2 separate regions of the Homo sapiens genome follow, and region 1 is linked to region 2. Evidence: read pairs that join two places in POLR2A ChIA-PET (ENCODE). Cell type or tissue: PC-3. All regions are shown on one strand. Links, peaks and the distances in the headings refer to the core of each region. The heading gives the core; the rest is flanking DNA. Region 1 overlaps ARL6IP6 (ARF like GTPase 6 interacting protein 6). Region 2 overlaps FMNL2 (formin like 2).

Region 1 (9,335 bases), core at 1,413-6,412, 200 kb before region 2:
ACACATATTACTATATATGCATAGCAAAATAAAATGTCAAATTGAATGACAAAAAATTTTTAAATAAAACATACCTTTGCAACTTACAGCATAAGGGAAAATTTCCTGCTAATACAGATAATTCCTAGAAGCCAATAAAAAAAAAGACCAGCAATCCAAAATCCAAATATAAAGTTAAATGCAATTGCAGAATAAAAACTACAAATGTTAAAACATGAACAGATGCTCAATTCAATACCATTAATAATCAGAGAAATTAGGTATCATTTTTTCATCAACTGACAAAAATCAAAAAGTTGGATAACATTCTCTGATGCTGAGGCTGTGAATAAACAGAAACTCTTCATGCATGGCTGTTTTGGAGAGTAAATTGTTTTAATTTCTATGGAGAGCAGTTTGGCAGTATCTGTTAAAATGATGCACATATATGTTCTTTACTCCAGTAACTTTATATGTCTTTAGGACAATATATCTCTGTATATTATAATATACAATTTTATATATATATACCTTTGTATATTATACAAACCTGTATAAAATGATGTATATACAAGATTGTTCTCTGTAGCTTTGTTCATAATAACATAGATTGAAAACAACCTAAATTATCAGTAATGAAGGTAAAGGATTGGTTAATTAAGTACATCCATACAATAGAATACTATGCAGCTATAAAAATGAATGAGGAAGCTCTTTAGGTACTGATATGGAAAGATCCTGAAAATATACTGGTGAGCTGAAAAACTGAAAGTTCAGAACAGCTCTATGCATTTGTATAAATAAGGGGAAAATATGTATTATACACATACATATATACATATGTTGTATATATGAAGAAATGTATATTGTACTTAGATATTTTAAAAAATTTCTGGAAGGATGTAAGAATTTAACATTGGTTCTCTGAGGAGGGAGGAAAGAGTGGTTGGGAGAAAAGAGTAAGCCTTTTCAGTCTATACTCTTTTACACTTTTTGAATTTTGACCCATATGACTATTCTACCTATTCAAAATAGAACTAAGTAAATTTGTAAAAAATAAAAAAATTCAGTCAGGTAGTACTTTTTGAACAGAGGAGCAGCAAGGAGGTCGTATCAGAATCTTTGTGGACTCATTTTTAAACTGCGTCTTTAAAACAGGTTTCTGAGAGTGTGTTCCATGCCTCAAGAATACAGGAAGAGTTGAGAACCCTAGCAGATGACTTACGAATTATCAAATTTCCTGACTATACAAATTATCCACCAGTCTTATTTTAGCAAGAAGCAGGTAAAAAGTACATGCAATGGACTGTTTGTAAATCTTGTGAAGCTCAGTAACAGACTGAAAAAACTGTTAAAGTACAGACTCAGAAGAATTATTAATAGAAAGTGTGGTAAATTATATCTCCTGATAGTTCCCTCCTCCCATCTCCCACCTGTTAAAGAGCTAATGGGCTCTGTGTTCATTTCTCCAGAAGAGGGATGTGGCAAAGCAGAAAGAAGAAATAGCCTGTTTTTCTACTTTACATTGCACAATATTTACAGAAACCAGTGTACAGATATAATCAGGGATAGGAGTGTGGATAAACACAATATGTCTTGAATGCACAGCAAAGACAATGAGTTGATTGGAGTACAGATAAAATGTTTGTGTGGAACAGGGAGAGAGTGAGGGGCTTATCGACAAGTGAGAAAGATTTCCTTAGTTTAAATAAAGTAGGTTGTATGCATGTTTGCACTTATGTGTGTAAATGGGGAAAGGGAGTAGTGCTACTGGGGCTTCCTGACAAAAGCATCTAGAAAAGCCCATGCAAAACCACACAGGGAGTATAGCTGTGTACAGTATCTTGGTAGGTAAGTACAGAGCCAAGCCTGCAGATGCCTCTGCCCTAAGCCTGGCATAGAAACACCACATGGTCATGTGGCTGGAAGTTGCCACATCTGAAACACCATCCTGACCACAATAAAAGATACTTCAATACTCACTATAGCAAATGTCTTGAGGATTAGTCTGCACCTTCACCCCAATATCCTGGCACAGTATCCACCTCTAGCACCTCAACCCAACCTGGAATTGGGTGAACAGAACCTTAGAATAACCTTCCTACCAATCTATCAGGATAGAGGGTAAAAAAAAAAAATTATAAGATTTAGTCTACAACTACAACTTAGGGGTTGCTATACTGCCAAATAGCTGTTATTTGCTATTATTTAGATGACTATGTCTAAAGAGGGGAGAAAATAATTGACAAGTTTACTCAAAGTTTAACATACTTCTCCAGAACAAAGATGATAGTTAAGAAAAATAAAGTGTTTGGGGACTGCTATAGAACGATGAAACTTCTAGATAAGTGAGGAAAGACACAAAGTAACATAAAAATAATCAAATGTGAGGCTTTCTAAAGCCTGTTGAACTTTTTCACTTGAGTGCTTTAATAGGGTACCTGTCAAATTTAATACAAGAATATTCTTGAGTTTTTCCAAAATTACTATTCCACAATCTAAGTACTTACTTCGCATTGAGCATTTTTATTATTTTATGTTCATTTTAAACTAATCAGAAGCTGCATCATGGGTAAGTCAGGTCACAATGATAGGGGTAAAAAAAGTACATTGCAATATTGTGGTCTAGAAGTGTTTATGATTCGGGAAATTACCTAATTCATTTGCAAATAAGCAGAAAAGCCACAGAAAATGGTAACTCCCCAACAACTAAATTTTTTACAAGTCAGTACCTGCAGAATCCTCATGCTAAAATTTTGATGTTTTATAAGCCCTTAGAAAGAATTAACAACTTTAAAAAGAATATAAAAATGAAAGCATATTAAATGAAATTCTTCCTTCCTCAGTTTGCCAATTTCATTCCTAAAAGTGATCAGCTAAGAGTCTGGTGTGCATCTTTCCAAAAATTATATACATATCTAGGTAATACAGGTACATATATAAAGCTAGTTATATATAAAACGTATATATATCTTCTCAGCTTATTTTCCACAAGTGAGATTCTCACCAGAAAAATGGTTCTGCATTTTGCTTTTTTCACATATTCTGGAGACCTTTCCTATCAGCACCCACAGCCACAGTTCTGTTGTGTGTGTGTTTTTTTTTAATTCTAGCTTTTCTCTATTACAAACAATGCTCCAAGGAACATTCTTGTATTTAAGGGTACAGTTGTACAAGGACATAGATGTTACAAATTTCCAGAATAACTGCTACCAAAGGTTGCAGGCTTTTAAATAAATACACACATCCTTCGTTCTTCTCTACAGCTCAATATTCATCAGTTGATGAAATGATGTGTGTGCATATATGTGTGTACACACACACACACACACACACACACAGACAAAGTCTGGCTCTGCCACCCAGGCAACCTCCACCTCCCAGGTTCAAGCAATTCTCTGGCACAGCCTCCCAAGTAGCTGGGATTACAGGCGCCTGCCACCACACCCAGCTAATTCTTGTATTTTTAGTAGACACAGGGTTTCACCATCTTGACTAGGCTGGTCTTGAACTCCTGACTTCATGTTCCACCCGCCTCAGCCTCCCAAAGTTCTGGGATTACAGGCGTGAGCAACTGTGCCCAGCCAAAGTGATGTATATTAATTTTTTTTTTTTTTTTTGAGAAGGAATCTTGCTGTGTTGCCAGGCTGAGTGCAGTGGCGCAATCTCGGCTCACTGCAACCTCCGCCTCCCAGGTTCAAGCAGTTCTCCTGCCTCAGCCTCCAGAGTAGCTGGACTACAGGTGTGCACCACCACATTCAGCTAATTTCTGTACTTTTAGTAGAGACGAGGTTTCACCATGTTGGCCAGGCTGGTCTTGATCTCTTGACCTCATGATCCGCCTGCCTGGGGCTCTCAAAGTTCTGGGATTTCAGTCAGACGCCACCACGTCTGGCCAATGAAATGATGTATACTAATCTTTTCCATCAATTGAAACCTCTTAAGACTGTTTTCATCCAAAGCAAAAACAGGGATGGGTAGGAATTTCCTATCCCAATCCCTTTGCTGGAATATTATAGACACCTATCTAAGGGTATATTTGTTTTGGCTTATTTTTCAAAATAAGCCATTCTGGTGTCAGGGAGCAGTTACTCTTCTAAAAATATGCTGGCAACTTTATTTCTATAAAACCTTCCAGCAAAAGAGGCTGTTATATGCTCTAAATATTTTCATTTTGTTTAACAGTTTTAGCTTACGGGGATGAGGCAACTTTCAAGAAGTTTTATGAAGTCAGACACAGAGGCACCAATTTACACATATTATATATAATCAGAATACACCAGAAAAAAACAAAACTCTCATGGTTCCTATACTAGGGAAAGGTTTCCTATTAAATAAGTGTTAGGCAATCAATTGCACACACTTCATAAAACTTCATAAGTAAACAATGGGATTAAACGTGACTGTATACTAGTAATTTCCAAGTCCTGGGTAAGAGATTCTGACATTTGAAATGTTTAAATAAACTGGTATACTTATATTATGAAATACAATGCAGTCATGAAAAAATGAGGTAGACCTATGTATACTAATACAGAATATACTCCAAAAGGCACTTTAACAAGGCTGCAAAATATACATGATTCCAATTATATTTTTCCTATAACAGTGAAAAAAACATGTATTTTAAATGACTATACATATGTAAACAAAGAGAAAAAGATGTAAAAAGACACACAGGTAGATCGGTGAAAGCCTTTGCTTTAATTGTTGGAATCTTTCCTGGTGAGATTAAATTACTTACGTAACTAATGCATTTTATGATACTAACAATGAAAATACAATACAATCATACACTGATGACAGGGATATGTTCTGAGAAATGCATCATTAGGTGATTTCGTTGTTGTTTGTACATCACAAGAGCGTACTTACAAAAACCTAGGTATATAGCCTACTACACACCTATGAGCTATACAGTTATATCCTATTATTCCAATGCTACAGACCTGTGCGGCATGTTACTATACCAAATACTGCACGCGACTGTAATACAACAATAAGTACTTGTGTATCTGAACATACTTAAATATAGAAAAGGTACAGTAAAAATACAGTGTAAAAGATAAAATATGGTACACCTGTATAGGGTACTTACAATGAATGGAGCTTACAGGACAAAGAGTTGCTCTGGGTCAATCAGTGAGCGAGTGACTGATGAGTGAAGGTGAAGGCCAAGGACACTACTGTCCACTACAATAGACTATTATAAACACTGTACACTTAGGTTACGCTAAATTAAAAAATTTTTCTCTTCATTAATAAATTAACCTTAGCTTACTGTAACTTTCTTACTTTATAAATTTTAAAATTTAACTTTACCCTTTTCTACTAACAGTTTAAAACAAAAGGACACTGTACAGCTGTGCAAAAATGTTTTTTCTTTATACCATTACTCTATAAGCTTCTATTTCTAATTTTTTAGTTTTTAAACTTCTTTGTTGAAATCTAAGACACACACACATTAGCCTAGGCCTACATAGGGTCAAGGTAATATCACTGTTTTTCACTGTCACATCTTTTTCCACTGAAAGGTCTTCAAGGGCAACAACATGCATGAAACTGTCATCTCCTATGACAACAATGCCTTCTTCTGGGATACCTCCTGAAGGACCTGCCTGAGGCTGTTTTACAGTCAACTTTTTTTAAGCAGAAGTAATATAATCTAAAACAATAAGAAGCATAGTAAATACATAAACCAGTAACATAATTGTTTATCAAGAATTATGTTATGTACTGCACGTAATTGTGCTGTATTTTTTTTTATGACTGGAAGGTTATATAAAACTAGATTGGTAATAGGTTGGTTTATACCAGCATCAACACCAACATGTGAGCAATATATTGTACTACCAAGTTAGGACAGTTGCAATGCCACTAAATAGGAATTTTTCAGCTCCACTGTAATCTTATGGGACCACCATCATACAGGCATATATGCAGACCACTGTTGACCAAAATGGTATGTGGTGTATGGCTGTACTTAGCTAACTTTAAAAGTTGTAAAAACTATTACCAGCTGGCTACTAATAAAACTTAGATGTATCATATGCATGAAACTAACCATCAATTTTTAAATGTTTATGTAAGCAAATGTTCTCAACTTTATTAGATTCTATAGTTTTCTAACTTGAGAGGATGACCATTATTTTAAATAATTTGGTATCCTCTCTAAATCACATTCTATAGATAGCTCAAGTCTTTAAATCCCTAGAGCAAAGTGTCTCTTTACACGTCAAAGCCAAGTGCAGGAGCAGAGGAAAGTGCTCTCTCCTCTCCTGCCAATGCAACATGAGCATAGTGGGTGCAGAGTGCATGGTAGCTATAGCAGTTACACTGGTTAAGGCCTTCACCCAATCGCCCGACCACCTGCAACCCAGACTGTAGCATTTCTACATCTTTCTGTTGAAACAGATGAGGAAGGTGATCCTCTGACAGATTAAGTGACTGAAATTTCAAAAATAAATAACACCTGTAGTTCCCAACATTGGTAAATCATTAGATTCACATGGGAAAATTAAAAAAAAAACCCAACACTTTTATTACAGATCATTTCAAACACAGGAAAAAGTTGAGAGAAGTATATAAAACTCATATACCCATCATCCAGCTTTAAACAATTAATTCATGGGCAATCCTGTTAAATTTATATTCTCCTCTGAAGCTTGTAATCTTCAGTATAACAGGGAAAACAGTCATCAATATTTTTATCATATAAGTCCAAAGAGGCTTTTTTATTTCCTTTATTTTCATGACACTTGAAGAATAATTTAGAGAGCAAAAAGACAGCAGGAAAAAAACTTTGTTAAAAATTTTCATAAGAAATAAATACAGCAAATCCGAATTTCAATTCCCAGTTTCCCTAAAGTCATGTACACCAAAAATGGGCACGACCTGAGTGCAAATAATTGCTTACTAACTTCATGTATGAATCTACAACATATCCATCTTGTAAATACCACTTCCAGATTTCAGATACATCTCAAATTGGTTACAGCTTGTCATTATTCCTGCTTTTTTTTTTTGCACTTGCGTCATTAAAACACAATGTTTGAAGGAATTTTTAAGCCTTTCATGGCTTATTTTGACGAAAAGAGGACAACAATCTTCTTTGCTCCATAATTTGTAACATATTTTCATTTTTAGATTACAAACAATTCAAATGGTCAACCCAATAATTCTTTTTTGCATTTTTTTTTCCAAATCACCTTTGTATACACATCTGCCCTTAGCATCTGTCCACTTACAAACAGTATCAAATAAATTAGGATGCAGACCTCATAAAAGATGAAAAAAATACTTAAAGTCTTAGGAAAGTCTTACTGGAATCCTAATTCCATCATAATTATTTTATTCTTTCGACCATAGTTGAGAATTGATGAGTAATACTAAAATAATGAAATAGGAGAATGTTTTGAGAAAGAACAATATGTGACCACTAAAATCCCAAAACGTATTTCAAAATTAAAAAATGTCCAATAGACCAATGTGGTAATTTCAAGATCAAATAAACTTTATGAGAAATATAGCTCAGTTTTCTTTATTCTTTTGAAGATCCCTAAGAAAGAATAAGTCATGAAATTTCAATCCTTACAAACAGAACTGCTCGAAATAATTCAGAAATGAAAAATGGTCCAATGAGCCCTGATTGTACAGTGTACACTGACACATACAGCCAATTAAGTTACTTCGATTCAGTAGATAATTATAGGGTCTAAGATTCCGTAAAAGCAAAAAAAGAAAATCTCCAGGGTCTTCGTTTTTTTGCTTTTTTTTTTATGTCAGGTTTGGGAACTACTAGGCCAGTGGTGTTCAAAGTATATATAGCCCCCTAACTAGCAGCATGCAGAGCATCAACTCAAAACTTGTCAAAAATGAAAATTCTTGGGCTCCATCTCACACTACTGAGTCAGATATTCTGCACCATGTGAAGAGCAGCAAAATTTATCTTTCAGGTGATTCTGATGCCAGCTAACTTTTGACTTCATTAGCCTAAGAAACGTCCCTCCCAACCACCAAAGTTGGACTACAGAGTACCACACAATGTCAACTCAATTTATTGAGATTTAGGGGTCCTAATGTCTGGTTCTTATTACTGCTTTTATGTGTTAAGAAGAGTCCTGTAATAATTTCATGACTAATAATTTAGCTGCACATGGCTAATTCTTGCTGATAACCCATTCTTTTTCTGCCTTGCTATACTACCTAGACTATCTATGGTATAAAAATTATAATACATACTTTCTTGAGTTTTGGTTTAGAAGAAAATAACATTGATGGATACAGTGTAGTTGAGAATACTAGAGGAAATAACACACAAATTAATGGCTTTTGGCATATTGTAAAAGTGCAATAAATGGTGTTATTGTTAATTACTGAAACATTATTCTCTAAACTTAAATTTGTGCTTTCCCTTAAAGTTTTTCTTATTGCAAGTTACACTTATACATTGTAGAAAATAAAAATAATAAATACAACCAATCAATTCGGAAACCCAGATAAACTAACATTTTGATTATATCCTTCCAGTCCTTTTTGGCTTTCTCTCTTTTTTTTTTTTTTTTTTGGCCTTAGTCATCATTTCTTGAATAATACAAATAGGTAAGACAATTTTACAAAAATTGTGCTATAGAATAGGATATTTGTGACTTTTTAGATGAAATATTAGAGCTACCCCACCCAGCCACAGATAGCACTGTAACACTTTCTTAATAGAGTATAGGTTCAAATTATAAAGTCCACACACTGGCTAAAAAGTTCAAGTTCAGAGTTTCAATCAATTTTCATTGTAAGGATGAAACTGAGTTTTACTCAACTTGTGTCTTTTTAAGAGAATGGGCCACCTCCCACACATCCTTTCTCTTGGACTTTTTTTAACACTTCTAATGTTCTGTATCACGAAATCATGATGGCCAAAACAAAATCTACAGGTGCTTTTAAAAAAGCAAGTCCCCAAGTGATTGTTACCCATACCAAAATGAGAATTGCTGCTATAATCTGTTCTTACTGACTGCCATGCCAATCTTGGACTAGGATTAAATTGCAATTAAATTCTGCAGTGTACAAAATTTTTGTCAGTCTGTCTAGAAAAAGAAAGAGAACTCTTTCATGGTAGAGCAGTTACTGTGCTCACGTTGCTTTTTCTAAAAACCAACCTACTTTCAAACAAAGAATGAGGAAATTTGCAGTAAATTTTAAATATGAGTCACGGAAATATTAAGATAATAGCATGTGTGGGCAATAATAAGTATGCCAAGAAATAAAGAGTAATATACAAAACAATCAAACATTATTACATTTGGCTACGAGGTTCCTAATAAACAGGGCAAAATAAATAGTGAAATATAATAAAATCG
Region 2 (9,335 bases), core at 2,195-7,194:
ACAAGGTGAAGTTAATTATTTAATTGCTTGATGGTGGAGAAGCTACAATTGTATGGTGGTTTTCTCAAAAAACTTTTTTAAACATAAAATTTTTCAGAATCAGGCATCAGTAGACTTCAGTTTTAGTTTCAGCTCAAGCACTTGCTGTACAACTTCTAGAAAGCCCTTTGACTGTGTGTGTGTGTGTTTGTGTGTGAAAGGTGAGCAACAACAGCCTTCTACAAACAAAGAGTATGAGTTAAATAGTCAAATGTTAAAATGACATAAGGTAGTATCTGTATCACTTGGTAGAAATTCTTAGCTAACCTGCCTTAATAAATCATTTTAATTTGCTTAGCAATGATTTTCTAAAAGATAGTCAAAGATCAACCTCAGTGTCCTCAAGTTTATAAAAGTCATTCATATGATAAACTTTACTTTAAACAAGACAACCACGTAGTCTAAGCCAGCTCAGGCAATTAAGTCATTTTTAAAAGGTGGGGTGGGAGTGGGGGATCTATAATTCCATTTGTATTGCTAGGCAGGAAGGCAGGCACTGTGATATACATTTTGGCAAAATACAGCCTAAAAGTTTCTTTTCTTTTTTTTCCTTCCCCACTTATCTTGCTCCTTCTAAAGCCTAAACATTTCAAACGAGACTAAGCCCTTGATGTCTAGCTCTGGCAACGAATACCAAACAGCATTTCTGACAGAGTATTTCTATCAAGCCACCAAAAAGGATGGTTTTAAAAGGGATAATTGTTTCCTCTCCTCTTTTCACTACCTTTCTCCCTTTTTCTCTCCCCTGACTCCAATCTCTGTAGGGTAGGCCAGCATTTTTCTCTCCCATGTGAAAGCTATAGGCCAAAGGAAACCTCTAGAAGAGGAAAGACGTAATGTAAATTCACTTCTAGGTTCAGACCCAACTTTCCAAAACTCCAAAAGCTCAACATACAAAGAGTTGGCATCTGCTATTTGATTGCTTTTCCAGTGTTTCAGAATCAAAGAATCAGAGACCTGGAGTGAGTCTTAAAGGAAAGGAAACTGCTTTTAGGAAGGAAATGAAAAGAAACTTGACTTCTTTTCAACAGCAATTAATTCAGTGCCTTTTCTCAGGTTTGGAGAGCTCAAGAAAATGAAGAGTCCCTTCGAAATCTCAAGCAGAAAGTAGCAAAGATACAAAATGCCTTTCTTTTTCTTCTGAGGTGTGGGAAAAATAACCTCGTCCCACAGCCAATTCTTGTCTGGTACATTGCTGGAACTCGGGACAAACAAATTGGTACTACCAACCATTTGGAGCCTTTTCCTTGACTTATAAGGAAAACTCAGATCCACACTCCATGTCTCACCTCACTCTTTCCTTTCCCTCACCTATAAAACTAAATGCCTAGTCAATGAATAAATTAATGAATACATAAGGGCAAGTTTTAATACTGAATACAACCTAAAACAAATGAACTATAAGACTATCAAAATTGGTAATCGTGGCAGAGACTAGCAGTCGTTGTTTAACAAACATTTTCTTCTCCCCGTGGGTGCTCAGCTAGTCTCCGTTTCTCATCCTTTTTTGCAGGTCCTTGTCAACAAGTAAGAGTGCAGGTGATATGTGCCAATTCCAGGCCTGGCCCACAGACTTCCCAGGTGTGCATTTGCATGTTCTTTCTCCCTTTGACTGGAAAGAGATGACTCCCAGGGTGAAGGGGAAGCTGTGTGTTGAAAATAGCCTCACCTGGGTCCCTGATTGTGTAGAATTTGACCCCCAATGGCCAACAATATCCAACCTGATTATGTAAATTAAAACCTTACTATGTGAATCATTATACATCTTAGTGTCTGTAGTGGGTTGAATGGTGGCCCCCAAAAGATATGGCCATGTCCTAACCTCCTCCCCCAACCACCAGTGAGTATAACCATTTGTGGAAAAAAGGGTGTTTGCAGATGCCATGAAGTTAAGGATCTCAAGATGTGATCATCTCAGATTATCCATGTAGGCCCTAAATCCAGTAACTGTTCTTATAAAAGACAAGAAAAGACACAGAGACGAGGAGAAGGCCAGGTAAGGATGGAGGCAGAGATTGGATTTACACAGCCACAAGCCAAAGAATGCCCAGAGACACCAGAAGGAAAGAGAGGAAAGGAAGAAATCTCCTTTAGGGCCTTGGGAGGGAACAAGGCCCAGTCAACAGCCTGATTTCAGACTTCTGGTCTCCAGGTCTATGAGAGAACACATTTCTGTTATTGTAAGCCACCAAATGTGCAGTAATTTGTTATGGCAGCCGTAGGACGCTAAGATAGCATCTATTCGTTACCCTATCATTTGGTGCACAGAAAACTACAAAAAACCTTATACTACAGTCAGTAATTTACTTAGTAATGTTTTAGGTAGTAATGATACTCATATTTGTTTTGAAAGTTTTTATATGATAGAAAAAGGTAAATAATTATATTACTGTTAGGAATCAAACATTTCATTGTAAAAGAAAGGTAACTATAAAATCAAAGAGATTAAGAAAATTAATGAAAATTGATTTGAAAATATTGAATCCATAAATTCTGGACCTGTATTTTCAAGGTCTAGAAACTTACACTGAGAAGCAAATTCACTCAGCAGCTATAAAAACCTTTTGCATGCACTTCCTCATCTCTAATACTACCTCCCACTAAAAAGAAAAGGGATCATTGGAGAAATGATTTATCCTGGGCCTGGGCAAAGAAGATACAAGTTAAGATACAAAGAAGATATGTTTCATACCATAAAACAAGCTCTCAAGGATTAAGAGGGTCATGTGAAAAGGACACAAGAACCAGCACCAAGGGATTCCCATAGATCAAAGAAGTGATCATATGAGCCTCAAAAATAATATCACATTGATTGAAACATGATGAACCCATGAAAATTCATGAGTTCGTAGTGATATTCAAAAAAGGAGACCACAGAAAACCCACTGGTCATCTTATGAGGTATCTATTAATCCAAATTCTTACTTAAAAAAATGGCAATTGAGGGGAAAAATTCCAGGAATAATTATATTCCAGGATAAACCAAGTCCCAGTTGAAAGCTCTAGTTACTAGTTTACTGTATTAATAGAAGGAAAGAGAGATTAGAAAATAATCTTTTTCCAGTTTGTAATGAAACTGATTCAACAAAAGATTATCAATTGGTTTCAAACCCATTAGGTACAAGGTTGATAGGTAACTGGACGTATATATGGTGACAAAGTGACACCAAACAGAATTCTCTCCAGCACAAGGGGAAAACAGTTACACAATGGGGCCATCAAGTTGTCACTGGCCAAACTTATTTAATGATGGGACAACCAGACATTATTTTTCTATGATATTCTTCACAAAGATGTTCAACATCAATCTGTAATGACTTCAAGTCTAACTTCTAGTTAACAGGAAACTCAGGAGCTAAGGCACCCCTAGGAAACAGGTAAGTGCAGAAAACAAAACTTTCTACAAGAGGGCTTGCCTACTATATTCACCACATGAGCATCATAAACAAAAGTCTACTCCAGTTTAAAGTAATTTAAGGAATACATGGCCAGATACAATATGTGACTGATCCTGTACCAGATTATCATTTGAGCAAACTAGATAGGAAGAACATCTTAAGGAAAATTGAGAACAATAAACTGGACAACAGGAGATATTAAGAAATTACTATTCGTTTTAATTGTGATGACCTTATTTGAATACAAGAGAAAAATTTTATAAGGTGCATACCGATTTTTTTAAAAAAAAGATGAACTAGAAAACAAATACCAAACAAAAAATCTGACTAATGCACAATCAAAAGAATGAATGTATAGAGGGGGAAGACTGGATATCAAAATGATAAGAGAAAACTAAGGGTCAAAAGACAAAATTTGAAAAGAATTAAACAGATCGCAAAAACCTAATAATTTTAAAATAGCATTTAATCATACCACAGTATTGTAAACTTGATAAAAATATAACCAATTTAACATATTAAGTACAGGAAGCATGTCAGTTAGCCAGAGGATAGAAGGAAGGGAGGAGAAGGAGAGGGAGAAATGGCTGTCTGCTATCCCAACAGCTGGGAGTGAGAAGCCAGAAAGGAGTGAGCATAGCTAAATGTAGAATCAAAGCCTGGAACTTGGGAAACAGGGCTAAAAGGCAGACTAAGTCTGAAGTCTAGGAGCAAAAAGGAGGGAAAGGGCCAGGGAAAGGTTATTGCTGGCATCACCATCTTTTCCTTCAGCTTCTTCACCACTGTCTCTGCTCTTCCTATGCTTGCTCAAATGACTCTAACATAGCAGCCACCAACATCAAAATAGGCTATAAAAATGCCACCACTGTCACTACTCATTTAGCACCCCTGGTGCTCCAAGGACAAGTCCTCCTTACCTGGAATGGCCCACAGGAACTAATTTATCAGGATTCTGTAGTACTTGTTTACTAGGCAGGAAAGAGCTTTAACTGGCTCACAAAAACATGAACACTTTCAAAAAAAATAACCAACACTAAAAACCATGGAGATATATTTGCTCTTTAATGTTTTAGAAAATTTAATTCCAATGGCAAATTGGCTTAAATATTGATGCACGTTCTCCAGTAAAAAACCTGCCCTTCTTTTTTAAAGAAATAGTATTTGACCACAAGTAAAGGGTTTAAAAAAAATTATATTCTTAATGATTAAATACATGTATATGGTATGGGTCAGCTGTGTTGAAAAAGACAAGAGATCACCTCTCACAATGAGAGTAATGAGGCTTCTTAGTGCCACTGGCCTGACTCTGCTCCGGCTGAGTGGCAGCAGAGGGCTTCCCCTTCCCTAGATCAGGACCCATGCCAAGCCTGGAGAGATGCAGTCTGACCTCCCTGAAACGCTTCGCACAGGAAGCTGAGTCTAAGTGGCTACAATTTCCTGCTACCTCTTCACGCTCATCTTTTGTTTTGTTTTTTAATCTGCTTCTCTCCATCGCTTTATATAAGTAAAGAAAGGGGAGATTTTCCATGTCTCACCCTTCCGTTGGGCCCTTGCCCCAAGGCTACTATGCAAAGCAACAGCCAGCTATCAGGAGGCAAGGTCCACTCATGCCAAATCACCACAGAAAATAACCAATCACACCCTCAGCAACAGCAAACACAGAAGGAAGCTTTTATAACCCAGCATAGGGATGGCACCTCTAACAGCTTCTGGACTGGATTATATGTTGGTGGAATCTACACCCATCTGCATTAGTCATCTCCAATGTCCTGAATTCTTTGACTAACCACTTCCACTTGATCATCCAGCAGGGGCACAGTTATGAATCCACAACCTGTAAGTTCTGTAGGCACCCCCTAAATCATTTGAGCAGCCACACACAAAACTTCGGTAAGAAACCCTTACCTACTATAATTTTTGCTTCAATGGCTTGTTTCCAGATCCCTGGTATAACAGGCAACAAATGAAAAAGCTTGTGAGTAGAGTTTGGAAACAGATGTTCTCGTTTCACTATCTGGGTGACCTTGGCATTGGCCTACTCATTTAGGCTCTATGAACCTCAGTTTCATCATCTATAAAATAAGGGGCTTGGGAAACAGATAGGAAAGGCGAAGGGACGCGCACTTCACTCCACATGCTCCTCCACAAGCTTTCTTGGACAAGCATGTGTTAACTTTTTCAATAGAAAAAGTAAAGTCAGAGTGGCTTGGGATAAATGGTCTCTAACAGCCCTTCTAGATATAAATGATCTAAAAGTCTAAATTCATCCAGGATCTCTAAACCCCCTAAACCAGCATTTATCCACAGTACCCACTGTGCTAAGAGTTCTAAACTTACGGGAAATGGCCAAAGCTCCAAAACCAAAACGTGCAGCACAGGGTCTGCACCAAAAACTGAGGCACAAGTGAGATTAAGGGGCTTTCTCTCTTTCCATAAGTGTAAATGCCACTGAAAGAGCTCTTACAGCTAAGTAGCTTCAGGGGTTTTATTTGCAGTTATCAAAGAAACCTGACATTTCTAGCTTTCTACGCTCACACTACAAAATTTGCCTCTGTGTCCCCACAGAGTCCTTAAATTAATAATGTCTTCATGGGAACTCTGTTCACCTACTATAACACAGAAATGGGTACGCTGGGATACACCTCACTGCACCCAAAATCCAGCACAGATGTCTCTGTTCCGTGGCTTCCGTAGCCCCACTCCCTCCAGAATTAGTTAGACACGTCTCCCATGTTACTTTCACCTTTGAGACCCACTAGAAGCTCAGGTCATCTTTGTATTTATGCAATGAGTCAGGAAAGGACCAAGAGGCATTTCTGCAATATTGTTACTATAGAAAGCTCTTTGGGATTTAATCTTAATTTGGTTAAATTTGGGACAGAATTTCTGGAATTTATTCTCTATTCCTATCAGCATCTGTCATATTAAGAAATATTTATCTTCAACATGAATGTATTTAGTACCACTGAATTATTACATTTAAAAATGTTATCCTTCTCTCTTTAAAGTAATTCCTAAAAATGAGCAGTGAATTGCTTTCCTTTACCAAAAGCAAACCACACTGACAGGTAGAGGAAGGTGAGAAGGATATGGAAACAGCAAACTTCTGCTTAGTCTTCCAGGCCACCTCTTTCAACTGCTTTTTCCCTTCTGCCCTCTCTGCCAATAATGCAAGCTTCCTCTCCACTGTCTTCCATATTAGCCATTATTTCTTTCATTCAACATGTTTTCAATAAGCACGTTTCAAGCACTAAGCAAGTTGTTAGAGGCCCATATCCTAAAGGAACTTACTCTTGAGGGAGACACACTTAAATAAATACTTACAAAACAAAGTGATAGACTAATGCAATCATACAGAAGTATGAAAAAATGGATGCCCCAAATTAAATAATGAACGGCCACTTCATGATAAAGTCAAGTCATGAGAAAGCATTTATTGTGACACTCCATATTTGCTTCCTTAGAGAGAAGCAGAACAGATTCAATGCACTAATTTGTACAATGCCTATAGCATAGAGAACATTTCAGTTTAGTTATCAATGCAAGAATAATCTTTGTTCACCAGTAATGCTGATATATTTAAATATATCTTGTTCAAAATGATAATTTACAAAAGTTTACAACTTCATGTAAGTTTTTTTCAGTGAGGATATCAGTGTGGAGGGAAAATGCAGGCAGGAATAATGAGATGAAGCCATGGATGAGGTTGGTAAAACACATGTCATTGAAGTACTGTGTAGTTGGTATAAATGGTCTCTTATAAGCATTTATACCAAATTTGTGGCTCAGGCCACAAATCTGTCTCTGAGCATCTTAGCAGCCAAGGAAAACAATGACCAGTTCCATGATTCACCATGTCCATATGGTAATTTTTCATGAAACTGAAACCTGAAATAATTTCTCCATAAGTCCTCACACTCTTATTTATATAGTTTCTTTTGGAAATCAATTTCTTTAACATTATCTATCACTTTGTGTACCTTTCCTGTTAACATGTATCCTAAATAACATATACTATATCCATGCTATATGCTTAAGTAAAATTAATATTTGTATCCAAGAAGTAAAATTAATATTTGTATTAATATTTGCGTGCACACGGCATTGGGGCCCGGGGGTGTCCTGTATGTTGGATATCAACACCACCCCACAGTCATAATTTTAAGGCTTCACAAATAAGGTTGGTAGTAATATTTTTAGACTGGAAATCTATAGCTGAGGCTTTTTCTGACAGCATCATATAACAGCTATTCAAACCATAAAGTATGTTTGGATAACAGATAATGATATATTTGTCTATTAGTCTGTTTTTGCACTGCTGATAAAGACATACCTGAGACTGGGCAATTTTCAAAGGAAAGATATTTAATGGAGAACTCACAGTTCCATGTGGCTGGGGAAGCCTCACAATCATGGCGGAAGGTGAAAGGCATGTCTCATATGGAGGCAGAAAAGAGCAAAGAGTTTGTGCAGGGAAACGCCCCCTTATGATAACCATCAGATCTCATGAGACTTACTCACTACCACAAGAACAGCATAGGAAAGACCTGCCCCCATAATTCAATTACCTCCCACCGGGTTCCTCTCATAACATGTGGGAATTCAAGATGAGATTTGAGTGGGGACACAGCCAAACCATATCAACTTGATATAACTTTCTCTGAATCTTTTAAGGACAAGTTGAAAATAAAAACAGTAACAGTCACAATATTTAATATCTGGGCCCTTCAGCAGCAACAGAGGCAGCCACACAAGTTTAGAGGCACCTACTATGTGCCCAGTATTATTCTATGTACTTTACGATCAAACAAAATCAACAATAATTTCTTGGAAGCATCTCAGTCACTAATCAAATATTCCCAATTTTCTCAAGAAGTCTTTTTAATAATTAGCTTGTTCAAACTGGGATCCAAAGAAGATCCACACAAACATATTGTTATTTCTCTGAAGTTCTCTTCTTTTTTCCTATCTCTGTCGCAGAAGCAAATATCTTGTTTTTCAATCATGATATTGACATACCATAAAATTCACACTGGATCTCTTCTTTCATTACTTTTTTCATAAAAGAAAGTGTCACTGTTTCTTACCTGATCACAAATCAGTTCCCATTTTTTCTCATTATCATACTGCCGCAGTAACCTGGCTTTGTCAGGAGGTAGGTTCATAGCATTCTGTTTAAAAAAAATAAAGAGAGAAAAGATGTCACATTCCACAGCAGGCTTCCAAATTGGTAACTTGCAGGCAGACCAAATAATACCACTATGGTTTTTTCATGACTTTCTCTCAATTCCTAGTATCTGATTAAACCAAAACACCCACAGAAGTCACTTAAACATCAAATCGGTTAGATGAGAGGCGGGAAATTCTGAAGTTCTATGGTGGGACATGTGAGATGATCTGCTTTGAACAATCAGACTTGCATTTTAGCAAAGGTGATGCCTTGTCGCTTTGGCAGACTCCCTTTCTACTCAACAAAAAGGTCACAAGGTATCCAATTTCTTTGTAAAGCACTGTAGCCCCACCAGACACAAAACAGAAAACACCAAAAGAGAACACAATGATCAGAATCACTGATAGATTCAAATTATACTCACTTTGATAAACAACTATGAGGAAAAGAATTAAAAAAAAAAAAGACAACAATGCAACTATTTTTTGTCCCCTCTGTGAGATGACAGTATTCCTTGAGGACATATGTTAACATTTATGTCAACATTAATAACCACAATTCTCAGTTGAGCTATATTGGTTTATGAAGGTGAGTTTGCAGTAGGAAATTAATCATGAGGCAAAAGAGATGTCCAGACATCAGCACTCGTATAAACCCTCCTCTTAACACAGCACACCTTCTGTAGTGCTGGTCATGGATTTTTTCCCAGGTACTTTCACATGTCATGA

Evidence for each region. Peaks named below come from ENCODE experiments on the same cell type or tissue, not always from the same donor. Only the 100,000 strongest peaks of a DNase experiment are listed, where the experiment ranks them.
Region 1: POLR2A ChIA-PET joins it to region 2 with 5 read pairs; 3 of 35 experiments call an interaction of 5 or more read pairs at or near these places.

What each region holds. Positions count from the first base shown.
Region 1 is chr2:152,723,320-152,732,654 of GRCh38, reverse strand. All of the region lies in intron 2 of ARL6IP6 (ARF like GTPase 6 interacting protein 6), which reads right to left. Among named protein-coding and RNA genes, the nearest start is that of ARL6IP6, 9.4 kb to the right of the region's middle. In PC-3, for the core only: no CTCF peak of the experiment used is centred there; no DNase peak of the experiment used is centred there.
Region 2 is chr2:152,521,216-152,530,550 of GRCh38, reverse strand. It overlaps FMNL2 (formin like 2), which reads right to left. Exons shown (of 26, transcript NM_052905.4): 2 at 8,525-8,608. Among named protein-coding and RNA genes, the nearest start is that of FMNL2, 190 kb to the right of the region's middle. In PC-3, for the core only: no CTCF peak of the experiment used is centred there; a DNase peak (open chromatin) is centred at 5,050; H3K4me3 peaks cover 923 bases; H3K27ac peaks cover 1,726 bases.